Regions from separate parts of the Homo sapiens genome. Here region 2 is linked to region 1. A link is an interaction called in ENCODE POLR2A ChIA-PET data of the cell type or tissue named here. Cell type or tissue: K562. All regions are shown on one strand. Links, peaks and the distances in the headings refer to the core of each region. The heading gives the core; the rest is flanking DNA.

Region 1 (9,000 bases), core at 4,001-9,000:
CTACAGGCGCCCGCCACCACGCCCAGCTAATTTTTTTGGTATTTTTTAGTAGAGATGGGGTTTCACCGTGTTAGCCAGGATGGTCTCGATCTCCTGACCTCATGATCCGCCCGCCTCAGCCTCCCAAAGTGCTGGGATTACAGGCGTGAGCCACCGTGCCCAGCCTCCAGATGGGTTTATAGGTGAACTCCACCAATCTATGTAGAACAGAAAATCCCTATCTATAACTGTTCCAGAGAATATAGTTTTCCAATTTATTTTACAAGGCTAGCATAAACTCTGATCATAAAACCAAACAAACAGAAAAACAGACAAAGATCCCCAAAAGAGATCTATAAGCCACTCCTATTTTCTAACTTAGAGGCAAAAGTCCTAAATAAAATATGAGCAGGCTGGACGCAGTGGCTCATGCCGGTAATCCCAGCACTTTGGGAGGTCGAAGCAGGCTGATCACCTGAGGTCGGAAGATCAAGACCAGCCTGATCAACATGGAGAAATCCAGTCTCCACTAAAAATACAAAATTAGTTGGGCGTGGTGGTGTATGCCTGTAATCCCAGCTACTTGGGAGGCTGAGGCAGGAGAATCACATGAACCCAGGAGGCGGAGGTCGCCATGAGCCGAGATCACTCCATTGAACTCCAGCCTGGGCAACAAGAGCGAAAAAAGAGATCAAGACCATCCTGGCCAACATGGTGAAATGCCCTCTCTACTAAAAATACGAAAATTAGCCCGGCGTGGTGGTGTGCACCTGTGATCCCAGCTGCTCGGGAGGCTGAGGCGGGAGGATCGCATGAGCAGGTTGCAGTGAGCGGAGATGGCGCCGCCGCGCTCCAGCCTGGGTGAGGGTCAAAAAGAAAAAAAAAAATCAACAGCCTCTGGGCTCGGGGTCCTTATTCAATTTCATGGCTTCTCTCCAGACAAACTCCCACCTCACTTTCTATACTACCTCGTCTTCCCCACATTTTCCAATACCTTTGCAGCGGGCAAATTATATAAATGGCAAATCTATGGATTAACTGCATCTGGCTTAAGTGTCTATCCCTTGTCCGGTCACCAGCTGGAAGCAGATAGGGGCAGGCTCAGGCGGCTGCATGGAGCTCCTACTGGGGAACAGTGCAGGGCCACATTCTCATCACAGAAGGGGCAGTGGACCAACAGGCAGGGCATGGTGTCTGACTTTCTGTAATAGACATTTAACCTGGTCTTCGGAAGTCAGAAAAGGCTTTCCAGAGGAAGGAATTCTGAGCTGGAACTTGCCAAATAAGTAAAAGTTAGGCAGAAGGGGATAAGGGTTGAAGAAAAAGTTCAGGCACAGGAGAGAATGATCAAGAGTAAGGGCAGAGTGGGAACAGATGGGGCTGGACAGGCAGGCAAAGGGGAGACCTTGCAGGACCCTGCAGGCCATGTTGGGAACTTTAGACTTTCTCCTGAGATCTATGAGGAGCCATTGGTGAATTTATTTATTTATTTAGAGACAGAATTTCGCTCTTTCGCCCAGGCTGGAGTGAGGGGGTGTGATCTCAGCTCACTGCAACCTATGCCCCCTGGGGCTCAAGCTGTTCTCCTGCCTCAGCCTCCCTAGTAGCTGGGATTACAGGTGCCGGCCACCACGTCTGGCTAATTTTTTGTATATTTAGTAGAGATGGGTTTTCACCATGTTGGCCAGGCTGGTCTCAAACCCCTGACCTCAGGTGATCCACCCGCCTCGGCCTCCCAAACTGCTAGGATTACAGGTGTGAGCCACTGTGCCTGGCCCATTGGTGGATTTCAAGCAGTGGAAGGATATGAGCAAATGTGCAGTTCTGAAAGACCACTCCAGTGGAGAATAAAGAGAAGAAAGGGAATTGGGAAGTTGGGAGACCAGCAAGGAGGCTGTTGCAGGGAAGCAGTAGCGAGAAGATGGTGCCCTGGGCAGGGCATGGTGGCTCACGCCTGTACTCCTAGCACTTTGGGAGGCCGAGGTGGGAGGATCGCTTGAGCCCAGGAGTTTGAGACCAGCCTAGGCAACAAACAAATGTTTTTCTGTCTCTAGAAAAAAATTTTTAAATCAGCCAGGTGTGGTGGTGCATGCCTGTAGTCCCAACTCCTTGGGAGGCTGAAGCAGGAGGATCCCTTGGGTCCAGGAGTTTGTCCTTGAGTGAGGCATGATTGCGCCACTGCACTCCAGCCTGGGAGACAGAGCAAAGGAGACCAGCCTGGACAACATGGTAAAACCCCGTCTCTACTAAAGATATGAAAAATTAGCCGGGCATGATGGCGGGTGCCTGTAATCCCAGCTACTCAGGAGGCTGAGGCAGGAGAATTGCTTGAACCCAGGAGGCAGAGGTGGCAGTGAGCCGAGATGGAGCCATTGCACTCCAGCCTGGGAGACAGGGCAAGACTCCATCTCAAAAAAAAAAAAAAAAAAAAAGAAGAAGAAGAAGAAAGGAGGAAGAGGAGGAAGAAGAAGAGGAGGAGGAGGATATGAACAAGAAACAACAACAACCTTGGACTAGGAATGCTGGCAGGATGGTGTGGATGGAGAGTAGATTTGAGAGAGACGGGAGATAAAATCACCAGGACTTGGTGATGGGGATGAAAGACGGGAGACGTTAGAGATGACTATTAGGGATTTTGTTTGTGTTGACTGAATGGTTAGGTAAATGAGTGGATGATGGTGCCACTCACCAGGCTGAGCAACACAGGAGGAGAAGCCATTTGGAGAGAGATGGTGAGTTCAGCTTTGAACATATTGTTTTGGTGTCTGTGGGACATCCAAGTAGAGATGTCCAGAAGGCAGCTGGACATATGTGCTTGTGTCTCAGGAGAAGGGTCTGGACTAGAGACATAGATTTGAGAGTCATTAGGTTGTAGGTGGTGGTTGAAGGCAAGGGAATGGATGAGGATAATCTCAGGTGGTTGCATAGCGTAAGAAAAGAAGAGAATGCCGGGCGCGGTGGCTCATGCCTCTAATCCCAGCACTTCGGGAAGCCAATGTGGGTGGATCACTTGAGATGAGGAGTTCGAGACCAGGCTGACCAACATGGTGAAACCCCGTCTCTACTAAAAATATAAAAATTAGCTGGGAATGAAGACAGCCTAAGCACAAACTCTGGGGGCAGTTTAATTGTTCAAGAAGGGGAATCTATGAAGGAGACTGAGAAGGCCCAACCAAACAGGTAAGAAGAAAACCAAGAAAATTACAGGGTCATGTGTCACAGAGGCCAAAAGGAGAATCCCAAGGGGCGAGTGGCCATGGGTATGCAGGCTGCCGAAATAAAGTAAGATCACAGTGGAGAAGTTTCCCATGGATGTAGAGGAGGGAGAGCATTAAAGACCTTGGTAAGAACCGAGTCAATGGAGTAGCAGGGGAAAGAAATCAGCATAGACTGGGGTGAGAAGGCAGAGAGAAAGGTGGGAGAGAATTAAAAGTAGGCAACTCTCAGAATGCAGCTGTGAAGAGGAAGAGAAGCGGGCATCTGGAGAGGTTTTTTTGTTTTTAAGATGGAGTTTTGCTCTTGTCACCCAGGCTGGAGTACAATGGCACGATCTCGGCTCACCGCAACCTCTTTCCACCTCCCGGTTTCAAGCGATTCTCCTGCCTCAGCCTCCCGAGTAGCTGGGATTACAGGCATGCGCCACCACGCCTGGCTAATGTATTTTTAGTAGAGACAGGGTTTCCCCGTGTTGGTCAGGCTGGTCTCGAACTCCTGACTTCAGGTGATCCGCCCGCCTCAGCCTCCCAAAGTTCTGGGATTACAGGCATGAGCCACGCGCCCGGCCCTGGAGAGGTTTTTAAAAGATGGCAGAAGGCTGTTTGGAGGAGTCCACCCCCATCTCCCCTGTGTAAAAGGAAAGCGGAAGAGAGAACCACAAAGAGGGCCTGGGGGAAAGCCGTGGAGTGAGGCGATAAGGGCTTGTGTCCAGGGGATTCCCGGTCACTGGAATCCCTATCAGGCCTGCATTTCCTCCTCACCCCCATCCCCTTCCTTGCCACTGGCTTAGTCCTCCATGGGGCTAGAAGAGAGAAGGACGGAGTCGAGTGGCACCCTAGAAGACGCTCTGTGCCTTCGGAGGTCTTTCTGCCTGCCTGTAAGCCGGGGTTGGTGCTGGGGCAGGAGAGGGGTCTGAGGGAGGGGAAAGAGCCAAGGACCTGGAGCTAGTAGTTTTAAGTTCTGCAGGCAAGGGTGGGAGATGGGAGTAGGGAGGACAGGAGGTGTGGATGCTGTTTCTGGAAGCGAAGCTGCAGGGGGAAGGGGGCTGGGGCCTGGGGGGATGCTTCCAGGGGATGCAGGGGGATCCACTCAAGGCTCCCTTGCCCACAGGTCCTCATGCCTCTCCTCCTCTTGCTGCTCCTGCTGCCAAGCCCCTTACACCCCCACCCCATCTGTGAGGTCTCCAAAGTGGCCAGCCACCTAGAAGTGAACTGTGACAAGAGGAATCTGACAGCGCTGCCTCCAGACCTGCCGAAAGACACAACCATCCTCCACCTGAGTGAGAACCTCCTGTACACCTTCTCCCTGGCAACCCTGATGCCTTACACTCGCCTCACTCAGCTGAACCTAGATAGGTGCGAGCTCACCAAGCTCCAGGTCGATGGGACGCTGCCAGTGCTGGGGACCCTGGATCTATCCCACAATCAGCTGCAAAGCCTGCCCTTGCTAGGGCAGACACTGCCTGCTCTCACCGTCCTGGACGTCTCCTTCAACCGGCTGACCTCGCTGCCTCTTGGTGCCCTGCGTGGTCTTGGCGAACTCCAAGAGCTCTACCTGAAAGGCAATGAGCTGAAGACCCTGCCCCCAGGGCTCCTGACGCCCACACCCAAGCTGGAGAAGCTCAGTCTGGCTAACAACAACTTGACTGAGCTCCCCGCTGGGCTCCTGAATGGGCTGGAGAATCTCGACACCCTTCTCCTCCAAGAGAACTCGCTGTATACAATACCAAAGGGCTTTTTTGGGTCCCACCTCCTGCCTTTTGCTTTTCTCCACGGGAACCCCTGGTTATGCAACTGTGAGATCCTCTATTTTCGTCGCTGGCTGCAGGACAATGCTGAAAATGTCTACGTATGGAAGCAAGGTGTGGACGTCAAGGCCATGACCTCTAACGTGGCCAGTGTGCAGTGTGACAATTCAGACAAGTTTCCCGTCTACAAATACCCAGGAAAGGGGTGCCCCACCCTTGGTGATGAAGGTGACACAGACCTATATGATTACTACCCAGAAGAGGACACTGAGGGCGATAAGGTGCGTGCCACAAGGACTGTGGTCAAGTTCCCCACCAAAGCCCATACAACCCCCTGGGGTCTATTCTACTCATGGTCCACTGCTTCTCTAGACAGCCAAATGCCCTCCTCCTTGCATCCAACACAAGAATCCACTAAGGAGCAGACCACATTCCCACCTAGATGGACCCCAAATTTCACACTTCACATGGAATCCATCACATTCTCCAAAACTCCAAAATCCACTACTGAACCAACCCCAAGCCCGACCACCTCAGAGCCCGTCCCGGAGCCCGCCCCAAACATGACCACCCTGGAGCCCACTCCAAGCCCGACCACCCCAGAGCCCACCTCAGAGCCCGCCCCCAGCCCGACCACCCCGGAGCCCACCTCAGAGCCCGCCCCCAGCCCGACCACCCCAGAGCCCACCTCAGAGCCCGCCCCCAGCCCGACCACCCCGGAGCCCACCCCAATCCCGACCATCGCCACAAGCCCGACCATCCTGGTGTCTGCCACAAGCCTGATCACTCCAAAAAGCACATTTTTAACTACCACAAAACCCGTATCACTCTTAGAATCCACCAAAAAAACCATCCCTGAACTTGATCAGCCACCAAAGCTCCGTGGGGTGCTCCAAGGGCATTTGGAGAGCTCCAGAAATGACCCTTTTCTCCACCCCGACTTTTGCTGCCTCCTCCCCCTGGGCTTCTATGTCTTGGGTCTCTTCTGGCTGCTCTTTGCCTCTGTGGTCCTCATCCTGCTGCTGAGCTGGGTTGGGCATGTGAAACCACAGGCCCTGGACTCTGGCCAAGGTGCTGCTCTGACCACAGCCACACAAACCACACACCTGGAGCTGCAGAGGGGACGGCAAGTGACAGTGCCCCGGGCCTGGCTGCTCTTCCTTCGAGGTTCGCTTCCCACTTTCCGCTCCAGCCTCTTCCTGTGGGTACGGCCTAATGGCCGTGTGGGGCCTCTAGTGGCAGGAAGGAGGCCCTCAGCTCTGAGTCAGGGTCGTGGTCAGGACCTGCTGAGCACAGTGAGCATTAGGTACTCTGGCCACAGCCTCTGAGGGTGGGAGGTTTGGGGACCTTGAGAGAAGAGCCTGTGGGCTCTCCTATTGGAATCTAGTTGGGGGTTGGAGGGGTAAGGAACACAGGGTGATAGGGAGGGGTCTTAGTTCCTTTTTCTGTATCAGAAGCCCTGTCTTCACAACACAGGCACACAATTTCAGTCCCAGCCAAAGCAGAAGGGGTAATGACATGGACTTGGCGGGGGGACAAGACAAAGCTCCCGATGCTGCATGGGGCGCTGCCAGATCTCACGGTGAACCATTTTGGCAGAATACAGCATGGTTCCCACATGCATCTATGCACAGAAGAAAATCTGGAAAGTGATTTATCAGGATGTGAGCACTCGTTGTGTCTGGATGTTACAAATATGGGTGGTTTTATTTTCTTTTTCCCTGTTTAGCATTTTCTAGTTTTCCACTATTATTGTATATTATCTGTATAATAAAAAATAATTTTAGGGTTGGGAGTGATGGCTCATGCCTGTAATCCTAGCACTTTGGGAGGCCGAGGCGGGTGGATCACCAGAGGTAGGGAGTTCGAGACCAGCCTGGCAAACATGGTGAAACCCTGTCTCTACTAAAAATACAAAAATTAGCCAGGCGTGGTGGTGCACACCTATAACCCCAGCTACTCGGGAGGGTGGGGCAGGAGAATCGCTTGAACCTGGGAGGCGGAAGTTGCCGTGAGCCAAGATCGTACCACTGAACTCCAGCCTGGGTAACAGAGTGAGACTCCGTCTAAAAAAAAAAAAAAAAAAAAAAAACTTCTGGCCGGGTGCAGGGGCTCATGCCTGTAATTCCAGCACTCTGGAAGGCTGAGGCGGGTGGGTTGCTTGAACCCAGGAGTTTGGCCCAGGCTTGGCAACATGGCAAAACCCGACCTCTACAAAAAATACAAAACATTAGCCAGGTGTGGTGGCATGCACCTGTGGTCCCAGGTACCTGGGTGGCTGAGGAGGGAGGATCACCTGAGCCTGGGAGATGGAGGCTGCAGTGAGCCCTGAAGGTGCCACTGTACTCCAGCCTGGGTGACAGAGTGAGAGCCTGTCTCAAAACAACTTGGCTTCTTTTGGTGAAGAGTGGCTGGGGCACCTGTCATGAGAATTCACAAGGCTCCAAATGCCCTACCCTGGTCACAACTACTTATCCAATAGACCTCCAGTTACAGCCTACACTTCCCCTGCCTGGGGTGCCTCCTCTCCTCCAGGGCTGGCCACCCACCAGGCCACCCCAGGCATCAGATCCAGCTCAAAAATTGCCTTCCTGGAGTTTAATGACAACTGCTGGGACCTACCTGGCAGCAGCCTGCAGTACTAGGGGCAAAGGTGGGTGCCTGCTTTGCACCTGCAGCCTCAGAAGTGCAGCTCTCCTCACTGCCCAGGTCAGCAGGACAGCAAGGGGTGGACCCTGCAGCATGCACCATCTTGGTGTGACTGAATAGTCTTGGGTTTCCTGCTCTCAGGCTGGGACACAGGCAAATGGAACCCCATTTCTTTTCTCATAAATCCTGCCATTCTCTAAACACACTGGTGTGGCTTCCTCTCCTGCCTTGTCTCCAGCCCAATCCAAGGCTTGGGGCCCAGAGAATGGGACTATGGAGACCCCCATCCCCCTCCAGATGGTCCTGAAGATCTCCCAAACCTGAAAGTCTGACCGAATCTCTCCCCAGGTGGAGGACCAACTCCTGAGCTTGGCAGTCAGGGAGTGCCAAGCACTGACCCCATCTGACAGTCCAGCTTCATCTCAAGGGAGATACCTCACAGTCTGTGCTCCAACTATCACAAGCCTATAGATCACCTGCTCCCCAACAGTGTTTTACTCTAAGCCTTTGCCCTCAGTCCAGCCAGGTGTGCTATCCTTGCCCCATCCCCAGCCAGTCTAACCACTCAGTCTGCAAGTCACTACTCCCAGGCGAGGCCAGGTGCTCCAAGTTACCCTGCAACACTATTGCTACACTCAGTTTCCCAACTGCTCCTGTATAATCTTGTCTTCTGGACCAGGAACTCCTTAAGGACAAGGTCTAGGCTTCAGGCATCTCACAATAGCCACCAAGGCGCAGGACAGTGTACACAGAGGCAGCAGCAGGGGCGCCAGGATGCTGAGCTCCACCTCTTCTGCTGATGAGGCTCTGCCAAAGGGACAGCTCCCACCTGCTGCCTGCCTGTCCCCTAGCCTGGCAAGCACTCCTCAGTTTGACCTTCCCAAACTCTCTTGTGCCCCAAGAGGTTTTAAGGCTCCTTGAAGGCTGGCCTGGGAACCACACATCTTCTAAAGAAATGGACAAGGTTCTCACTCTCCCCAGCCAAGGACCCAGATCAGGTCTCTGGCCAGCATTCCCCTTTCCTCAAGCTTCCAGTGCCCACCCACTTAAGCCCTGGCCTTCCACCTGCACTGCCTCCAGCCCACAGTGGTCTGACTTCCTCTCTAAGTCTCTTTATTTCCTCCCTCTTTAGGCTGCAGAAGCAGTCATCAGACCGAGGGGCTTTTCCTGGGGATTATGTGAGATGATCTGGGCATCGGTGGCATTCTTGGGCGAGTGGCTGGAGGAAACACACCGGGCCTGGGATTTGAGTTTTTCTGGCCCTGTCAGCTGCTGTGGCATGACAGATTTATACAGCATTTGCAAAAAACCAGCGGCTGCTTTTTCTTTAACAATTTTTCTTAAAAACTCCAGTTCCTATTCTCCAGCTTCTTTGTCCAGTCTCCTCCCCTCTCCTAGCCACCCCCCAG
Region 2 (9,091 bases), core at 3,723-8,722, 340 kb before region 1:
CAAGCTAGTCCACTAGGTTAGGAGTTGGTGGATGAAGCTCAGGATGAGGGTCTTCTTTGTGTCTGGCAAGCCCTCTTCGGGGTGGATGGAAGGTGGAGGGTGGCTGGAGGTGGGTAACTTGATTGTGATGGTCCAAGGAGAAAGGAAAGGTCTGAGCTGGGCCGTGGGCCTTGGTGTGTAGAGGGGCTGCCTTGGACAGGGTTTCAGAGGGGGAATGAGCAGATGGGGTAGTCTCAGAGGGGAGCTCTGACTTGGGGGACTGCTGGGTCACAGATCTGGGGTGAGATGCTGGGTTCCACCCGGGTCGTGCTGAACATGAGGGGACTATGGGAACTCCAGGTGAAGCTGTCCCAGAGCAGGTGGATTCATGGATCTGGTGCTCCACACAGTGAGCAAGCCTGGAGATTAGGGAGCTCTCTGGGCAGAAGCAAAGAGTCTGAAGGAATTAAAAACCAGACCGGGGAACTGCCAGGGAGTGAGGAGGACCTGAGTGCACTCTCAGCAAACCAGAGAAGGAGCCCTCCTGGAAGAAGAGGCTGGGGTCAGTGAAGATGCGTCGGCCTGTTGGGGAGTGAAGATGGAGACCCAGGCACCCAGGGGCATGAGCAGCAAGGGTAGCTGAGCACTGTGGGTGGAACATGGCTATGGTCCCCAGTTGGGTTAGAGGCTCTGCACCCCTTGAGCCCTGGCTCCCGGGGCCTGAGGCAGCTGCCGCTGGGCTGACCCCCGAAGCACCAATCCCCATCTCTCTTGCTGTCCTCCGTCTCAGGAGCATTGTCACAGCCTCCAGACCAGTGTCCAGCATTGAGAGGAGGGACTGTGTGGAGCCATCCCCATGTGCTGGCTCGTGTCCTGTGACCAGCACGATGTGATCAAGAGCTTGGTCACACTCAAGGAGCCGGGGCTCAGGGTGAGACTGGAGTGTGGACCATGGACATAGAGTCACAGCCCCACACCAGGCTGCTGGGTGTCTGACCTCTCAGACTTTGTGTCTGTGTAGTGGGGGTCTGGGTGGGACAATCTCATCCCATCCACATGAGCCAGGGATGGCTGTACTACCTGGCATTGTAGAGGTTGGTGTCACACTACCCCTCTGTAACAAGCAATGACATTTAGAGACCCAGTTCCTTTCAAACTGGGGACTGAAGGATTGGAGGTAGATTGTCTCCAATATATAAATGTCCCCTGAACTCAATACAGGAAGGGTTGATCAAGTAATCCTGTCTGGCTGGGAGCAGGGAGCTGAGAGCCAGCTTGGGGCCGGGGGTGGATGGTGGCAGCTTGAGGCCAGGCCCAGGCCCCAGCAGGTTGGGCCAGAGCTGTGGCCTGGAAATGTCATCCTCAGCTGAGCTGGAGCCACTGGGTCCCTATGCCCGAGGCAGCGGAGGCCCCAGGAACAGCTGCCAGGAGCCCCATGTCAGAGGCCCGACCATGAAAGAAGCCAGACTCGCCTTATCTGCCTTCCTTTCCCAGACACACTGTGCGATAAGAGAGTTAAATGCTTTAGGGAGAAGTTTGAATTAAGTCCTTTCAAACGGTGTTGTGAGTGGAGGAGGGCCGGGTCAGCAGTGTGAACTGTCTTAGGATGGGGCTCTGGCCCTGCGTGGGTCTCGTCCCCATGGATGGGCCCGTGCAGATCAGGCAGCACCCAGAAGGCCTGAAATATTCTTCCTTCCCCTACAAAAATGTCTAAAAGCTTTTCCAATAAGAAGGTCCCTGAAATCAGACTTACCTCATCACCCTTCCGCCTTTCCCGTGAGTGCCTCAGGCCTGGGCTCCCTCATGGGGCACCTCCCCTTTCTCAAAACAAAGCCGAGCTGGGGAATCTTGGGGGGTACCAGGCCAGCTCAACAGGACCTGTCCCCAGCCCCAGGGCTCTCCAGCGATTTCTGCCCCGGTCCCAGCATACCGAGGCCCCTCCCTGGTTTCCTTCCGCATGACGGCGACAGGCTGCCCCCATCAAAGGAGAGCAGTAACCCACTGGGGACTCTGCGGGGACAGCTCGTTCCAGCCCAGCCCTTTGGTTGAAGACCTCTGAGTTCTGTGAAGGTCCCACTGGGTGGTGACCCCAGTCCCCCGCCTTTTCCTCACACTCATTGGCTAAGACAGATCCCATGGGGCCGGGGCTCATACTGACCCAGGTCCTGGAAGACAACTTTGCCTTGAGTTGTCCTCTCTGCCCCCTAGAAGGCCAGAGCACTTTGTGGACAGAGCCCTGGTTTGGGGTGGGAGACCCGAGTCCCGTACTTTGGCTCTGCCACTACCTTTAGTCATGGTGTGGGGTTTAGGGGTTCCCCCTGCCCCACCCCACGTCTTGCTTTCCCCATCTGTGTGATGATGGGTTGGAGGATGGTCTCAGAATAGCCCCTTGCGCCTTGACCTAAGGCACGGGCAGACCCCTTTCCCCAGGTGACGAATGCTTCTAGTCGTGGGGCAGGGGAGCTTGGGAGTCTGGGCTCAGCCCTACACCCCAGCCTGCATTAGCCCAGCCCCTTCCCCTCCTCCCTTTGCCGGAGAACCCTTAGCAGTGATCTAACCAGGATAGAACTTACTCCCAGTCTGGTGTAGCGCCTGGTCCCCTGGGGCATCATGGGGGTTGTTGAGGGGCTGCAACGTGCAGGGACAGGCATCTGCGGAGGGCCTCCCACCCACCTATAGAGAAACATATTTCCTGGGAAAATGGTTTCACCCTCAGCCTTTCCCCCCAGAGCCCCGCCTGGACCTGTGGAACCTGTCAGACGAGAGCAGGGTGGGTGAGGGGGCACGGAGACCCCAGAGCCTGGTGACTGTGGGGGCCGGGGTTCCAGCTGGACTGGCTGGTTCTCCTCCCCCTGCCGACATGGTCTACACGGCCGCAGCGTGGCTCTAGGGGCACCCGTTCTGCTCTGCGTGCTGGGAGACGCCCTGTGCTTTTCTTGCGTTTCTGAGAGTGGGCCTGGCCTCTCCTCCTCCCACTCTTGAATCAAGAGCTCAGGGGTCGCCTCCTCTCCAAGGCTGGCTCTTCCCAGGCTCTGGGTCCTGTCTGCTGTGAGCTCCCCAGTGGTCCCGCTCTGCAGATGCTCCCCTCACCTTTCTCACCCTATGAATGTGGTCTTGCCTCTTCCTTCTGGAAAAACCCCTCAGACCCTTTCCCCTGGCTTCGCTCAGGGCTAAAGTTACTGCGCTGTCTTCATTTCTCTGGGACCCCTCTGCTAGGCCATCTCCTGTCCCCCAACCCCCTGTCCCCCGCCCCACGCTTCTGATCACCCATGACCTCTTCTTTTGCTGAACCCAATGGATGCCTGGTTGGATTTCCTCTTCACCTTTTCCTCAACCCCAGGCTGCCTTTGGACGCACCTGGCTTTTTTTTTTTTTTTTTTTTTTTTTTTTTTTTTTTTTTTTTTTTTTGAGACAGAGTCTCGCTCTGTTGCTCAGGCTGGAGTGCAGTGGTGCAATCTTGGCTCACTGCAACCTCCATCTCCTGGGTTTAAGCGATTCTCATGCCTCAGCCTCCTGAGTAGCTGGGATTACAGGCACCCACCACCATGCCTGGCTAATTGTTGTATTTTTAGTAGAGATGGGGTTTCACCACGTTGGCCAGGCTGGTCTTGAACTCGTGACCTCAAGTGATCCACCCGCCTCGGCCTCCCAAAGTGCTAGGATGACAGGCGTGAGCCACCGCGCCTGGCCCCGTGCCTGGCTTCTTGACTCCCTTCCTTCCTGGCCTTGGCTTTCTCACCATTCTTCAGGGGCTCCTCCTACGTCTCTGGCTGCTCCTCATTCTCCGCAGACTGCTCTGTTGCTTCCTGAAATGTGGGGGCCTCATCCCAGGGCCCCTAAGCTGCTCTTCCTCTGCTGGGCTTCCAGGAGCCCAGTGCATGCCCCTGACTCCTGTTTTTCCATGTTCGTCCTTCTTTTCTCTTAAACTCCAGACTCAAAAATCCAGCTACCTCCTCAGCTCCCTGATGCTCCAGGTGCCCCAGGCCCTCAACATGTCCCAACTGAAACCCTCATTTAGCCCCTAAACCTGCCCTGACCCACCAAGTCTGGGCTTGGGAGAGGCTTGGCACCCTTCCTCTTCCATGTCCACCCAGTCTCCCAGCCAGATCCCTTTTCCCCAAAGCTCCGAGTCCTTCTTGCCCGTGGCCCTCCCAGTGCCCCATCTCCCCTCCCCAGGTTCCTGCCCAGGACTAGTGAAGTGTCTTGCCATCTGGTCTCCACTCTCTGGCATCTTCTGAAGGGTGTGCCTGAAACACAGAGCCGAGGACCTTGGGCTCCTTCTTGTCTAAGGCGTCAAGTACCCAGGGCCAGCAGCTTGGGCGGCAGGGCAGGCAGCTTGGGCGGCAGGGCACTTCTCCATCTGCCTGCGTCCTGGACGGGCATGATCAGGATACCTGTGCCTTGATGTCTCTCTGCAAAAGCAGACACTAATCACTCTGCTGGGAGTGCCCTCCCTTGCTCCTCCACCGGGCTCACTCTGGATGTGGCTCAGGCACCCCTGCCTCTGAGAAGCCCTCCTTGCCCCACTGGGTCAGATGAAGCCTGTGTGAGGCATCCTTATCCTGACACGGCCCCCTCTGTTCACCAGCCTGGCTCCCCTCCCAGACTGATTCCCCAATGGCAGGGTGGCACCTCCCGCACTGGTTGCAAGAGGAGCTGAGCCATCTGGGGCCAGGGATGCAACATCATTTGCCTGGGAACCTTGTAGACCAGGGGGCATCTGGGAGAGGCACAGCCGACCTCTCAAGCCGCTCGTCCTGGGCTCGTGGTGGAGCCCCCACCAGCCCCACAGACACTCTCAGCCGTTCACACGCCCTGGCTGTGAGGAGGGCAGGACCAAGGTTGAGGACTTCTCCCCTGGCCACACGTGCCAGCTGTTTTTTGCTGTATAACTTTGGGCAGGGCACATGCCCTCTGGGAGTCCTCGGGCCCCATCTCTGAAATGGCTCTGGCAGCACCTACCGGGGAGGACAGTTGCTATAAGTGGTGTTTAGAAGGTGTTGCTATAAGGATAGCACCGGAAAAAGGGCTGGATGTTTGGTAGATGCCGAGTGGCACTTGCCTAGCCTGCTCCCGTTTCTCAAACAGGGAAACAGACCCAGAGGGGAACTGATGTGGCCCAGGTCACATGGGTGGGTGGCAGCACAGCCTGGATCCCAGGCTCCCCACTGGCTCTTGGCCTTGGCTGTCTTGTCTGCCCCCACCTGCCCCACCCACTACTACTGCCCAGCTGGGATGGATGAGTCGCACGGAGCTGATCAGGCGCTTGCACTCTGCATAGCCGGGTAAATCTTGTGTCCCCGCCTCCCATGCAAAGATCTCATCGTGATCAGGGCTCCGTAGCTCATCGTTGGCCCAGAAGGACCTGGTGCCACTGGTTCCTGCTGCCCCTGCACGGGTAGCCATGCCGACCTGGCCCAGCTGAGAGGGGCAGGGGGCGAGGCACTCCTGACCCCATCATCTGGTCCAGCCTGGGGGAAAAGGTGAGGGGGCCTAATGTCATTGGAACCCTCCATCTTGACTTCTGTCCTCAGCTTTTTGGGACTCTGGGAGGAGCCCAGTGGAGGTGTTTGCCTCCCAGGATCGCAGGGGCTCAGCAGTTGGAGTGGGGCCATCCCAGCTTTTGCTGTGTGACTTGGCCCGTCACTTTCTTCCTGGGGGCTGTTTTCTCTCAACATGATTGGTGTTTTGCCAGAACGGGAGGGGATTTGGGGGTGGGCAGCTTTTGGGGGTGGGCAGCTGGCCCTAGCTGATGGGGTCTCGGTGACATTTGTGTCTCTGTAGAGTTTGGATCACGATGAGGCCAGTGAGTCGGAGATGAGAAAGACCTCAAACTCCTGCATCATGGAAAATGGGCACCAGCCGGGGGCAGGTAGGGCTGACGGCAGAGGAGGGGTGGCTGGGTAGGTTTGGGGGTTAAGTAAGGCCTTGGTCAGGTATCTGTGCCAGGCTGGCCCTTGGCCTGGCATCGGGGGGACTCTATCCTGAACCCCAGCAGGGAGAGAGGCTGCCAGGAGAGCAGCGTCATTCAGTAGAACTTGTGAAACACAGAGGGAAGTTGGGAGATCTCAGGAGGTAGTGAGCTCTCCTGTTTCTAGAGGAAAGCAAATAGAGGCTGAGGAGCCGACTAGTATTTATTAAGCTGGCCATGAGGGGAAGTTGGGAAAAATCAATTCTGGTTGGAGCAGTAAGATATCCCTGGTAGGGGAGGTCAGAGAGGCTGGAGCAGTCAGGGAGGCCTTCCTAGAGGAGGTGGGAGGAGGGCCCAGGGAGGCTAGAGCCCTCCTGGGAGGTCCCAGGCCCCTGTGGCTGCCACAGCTGACCACCCACCCATGCTGGTCACATGTTCCAGGTCCAGGCGATGGACCCCCTGAGATTGCCCAAAACTTCTCAGCACCAGATCCCCCCAGGCCTCGTCCTGTGAGCCTCTCCTTGCGGCTGCCCCACCAGCCAGTCACGGCCATCACCCGAGTCTCTGACAGGTTCTCTGGGGAGACCTCAGCTGCGGCTCTATCACCCATGTCTGCTGCCACCCTGGGGGGCCTCAACCCAAGCCCCAGCGAGGTCATCACGCCCTGGACTCCCAGTCCTAGCGGTATGAGCTGGAGAGCGTGGCCTTGGGGCAGACCTCCCCTTGGGATGGGAGAGGGAAGGCCGGGGCTGGGGAGAGGGAGTCGGTGGGTGACATGGAAAACGAGGGGCTAAGCCCAGCCCTGCCTCTGCCTGCCATGTCAGCCCCTTCCCTTAGCCCATCCTCCCGGGCTACTGCCCAGAGATGCTGTGAAATAGCGTCATCCCCTGGTGGGGGCGACCGTGGCTTTTATTACAGTTGGAAGGTGGCCTCTTGCCCTGCACGTTGGGCACTGTCCCCTCCCTCAAGGCCCCAGGCCTGACTTGGGCCTGTGGCCAGTCCTCCGTGGTATGTCCTGGGGGAAGCCGTGTGGGCCTCTATAGGGAGGGTTTGGGAGCAGTGTTCACTGGATACATGGCACGGGCCCTGGGCTCTGTGCTCTCAAGAGCAGGGCGGGGACAGTTGAAAAGACCTCTTTGATGTTGTTGCTGTGTGTGCCCATCCTCCTTTCTCCTCCACTGTCTGCTGAGGCAGGGCCAGCTTAGCCCAGAAGGTTAGCTCATCCATGCAGCGATGCCGGGTAAATGAGGCAGGGCTGGGTCAGAGGAAGGGAGGCTATGGCGGGCCCTCCCTGGGGCCAGGGTTTGTTACTTCTCTCCCTCTCTCTTCCACAGAGAAGAATTCCTCTTTCACGTGGTCTGTGCCAAGCTCTGGCTATGGGGCAGTGACAGCAAGCAAACACAGCAATAGGTGAGTCAGGGCCTGTGTTCCTGTGGGGTCGCTGCGCCCCAGGTGTCTTCTCTGCTTTGGACGCAGGCCGCCCAGGGTTGGCCCTGGGGTTGGTGCCTCCTGGTAAGGCTCGGGGCTGGATCTCGGGAGCACTGGGCGGCAGGATGGGGGGAAGGTCTGAGCAGGGGGAGTGAGGCAGTGGGCCTCGGTGGAGAGTTTCATTTGGAGAAATATGGTCACAGCCTGGTTTCTTTGTGGGACCTTCAAGTCAGTCAAAAGATTGGAGGAGTGGCCGGGCGCGGTGGCTCACACCTGTAATCCCAGCACTTTGGGAGGTTGAGGTGGGTGGATCACCTGAGGTCAAGAGTTCGAGACCAGACTGGCCAACATGGCAAAACGCTGTCTCCACTAAAAATACAAAAATTAGCTGGGCATGGTGGTGGGTGCCTGTAATCCCAGCTACTTGGGACGCTGAGGCAGGAGAATCGCTTGAACTCGGGAAGCGGAGTTTGCAGTGAGCCAAGATGGTGCCACTGCTCTCCAGCCTAGGTAACAGAGTGAGACTCTATCTACAAAAAATAAATAAATAAATAAATAAATAAATGAATAAAAAACAAAAAAATATTGGAGGAGGCCTCTCAGCCGGCAGGAGGGAGAGGACAGGAGCTTTGTCTTCTTCCATCCCAGCCAGCTGGGGTCCCTCAGAGCCCGGAACTTCCTGCCCACGGGCTGCGAGCAGGGGCAGGTGAGCAGGTCCTTCCCTGTGGCACAGGCCTCCCCCCAGCCAGCCAGCGGGACTGTGATTGGGGATGGGGGTAGGGTAGCAGGCTTGGCTTTTTTTTTTTTCTTTAATAATAAAAGGAGAATTGTGACTTTCTGGCAAACCGTTCTGGGGAAAACAAAGGGGGTCTTATCGCATGGTGGTGGAGGCAGGAGGCCTGGTCCCTCCGGGGCTGGTTCTGAGCACACCTCCTGCCTGAGGAGGGGGTCCCTCTGTCCTCCCCAGGCATTGACACCTGCAAAGGGGTGGTTATGTCCAGATCGGGCCCAGCGTCTCCTGAGTTGAGCCTATTGGCCAGTCCCTCCAGCCAGCACAATTCAGAAAACCTGTCAAACCAGCTAGGGACCGGAGCAAGGGGGCCTCTTCTCTGAGCGCCCATCACGGTGCAGGCTGCCTTGTCCACACTCAGTGCAATGGAGACCTTGGGGCCTGGTGAGCTAGTGATGGCTGCTGGGCCCAGGTCCCAACTCGGCGATTCTTTCCTCAGCCCACCGCTGGTGACACCACCCCAGTCGCCCGTGTCCCCGCAGCCGCCAGCCATAACTCAGGTCCATCGGCAGGGGGAGCGTCGCAGGGAGCTGGTGAGGTCGCAGACGCTGCCCCGCACCTCGGAGGCGCAGGCCCGGAAAGCATTGTTTGAGAAGTGGGAGCAGGAAACGGCGGCCGGCAAGTACGGATGCCCACTCACAGACAGGCCCGGCCCCACGGTGTGCCCAGACCCAGACGGGGCTTGGGTGGGTGCAGCAGGGCAAGGTTCAGCCCTGTCCTGTTCCCCAGGGCGCTGTTGCCCAGGACAAGATCTCTTGGGCAAGGCACAAAGTTAGGGCTGGGCCACAGGGCAGCTTGGGGGGACAGAGGACCCCAGTTGTTGGGGGAGATGGCTGTGAGGCAGGGAGCCAGGAAGGCTTGGTGAGAGCCCCTCTCTCCTCCTCCATTCCCGAGGCCCCCTGTCCTGTCTCTGGTGCCGCCAGGCTGCCCTCACACCCACATTCCCCAGGGGTTGTGGCTCCTCTGGTTTCTGGGCATGACCG

Evidence for each region. ChIA-PET counts read pairs that join two places held together with the same protein. Peaks named below come from ENCODE experiments on the same cell type or tissue, not always from the same donor. Only the 100,000 strongest peaks of a DNase experiment are listed, where the experiment ranks them.
Region 2: POLR2A ChIA-PET joins it to region 1 with 5 read pairs; 2 of 35 experiments call an interaction of 5 or more read pairs at or near these places.

Annotation. Positions count from the first base shown.
Region 1 is chr17:4,928,294-4,937,293 of GRCh38, forward strand. It overlaps GP1BA (glycoprotein Ib platelet subunit alpha), which reads left to right and starts at 3,984. Exons shown (of 2, transcript NM_000173.7): 1 at 3,984-4,072; 2 at 4,306-6,730. The coding sequence starts at 4,312. The coding sequence ends at 6,270. It overlaps SLC25A11 (solute carrier family 25 member 11), which reads right to left. Exons shown (of 8, transcript NM_003562.5): 8 at 8,837-9,000. RefSeq lists an enhancer at 6,030-6,249. In K562, for the core only: a CTCF peak has its summit at 6,172; a DNase peak (open chromatin) is centred at 6,098.
Region 2 is chr17:4,586,598-4,595,688 of GRCh38, forward strand. SMTNL2 (smoothelin like 2) reads left to right here. Exons shown (of 8, transcript NM_001114974.2): 2 at 5,764-5,851; 3 at 6,332-6,574; 4 at 7,225-7,300; 5 at 8,548-8,730. Among named protein-coding and RNA genes, the nearest start is that of SMTNL2, 6.6 kb to the left of the region's middle. RefSeq lists an enhancer at 6,279-6,850. In K562, for the core only: a CTCF peak has its summit at 8,614; a DNase peak (open chromatin) is centred at 8,614; H3K27me3 peaks cover 3,539 bases.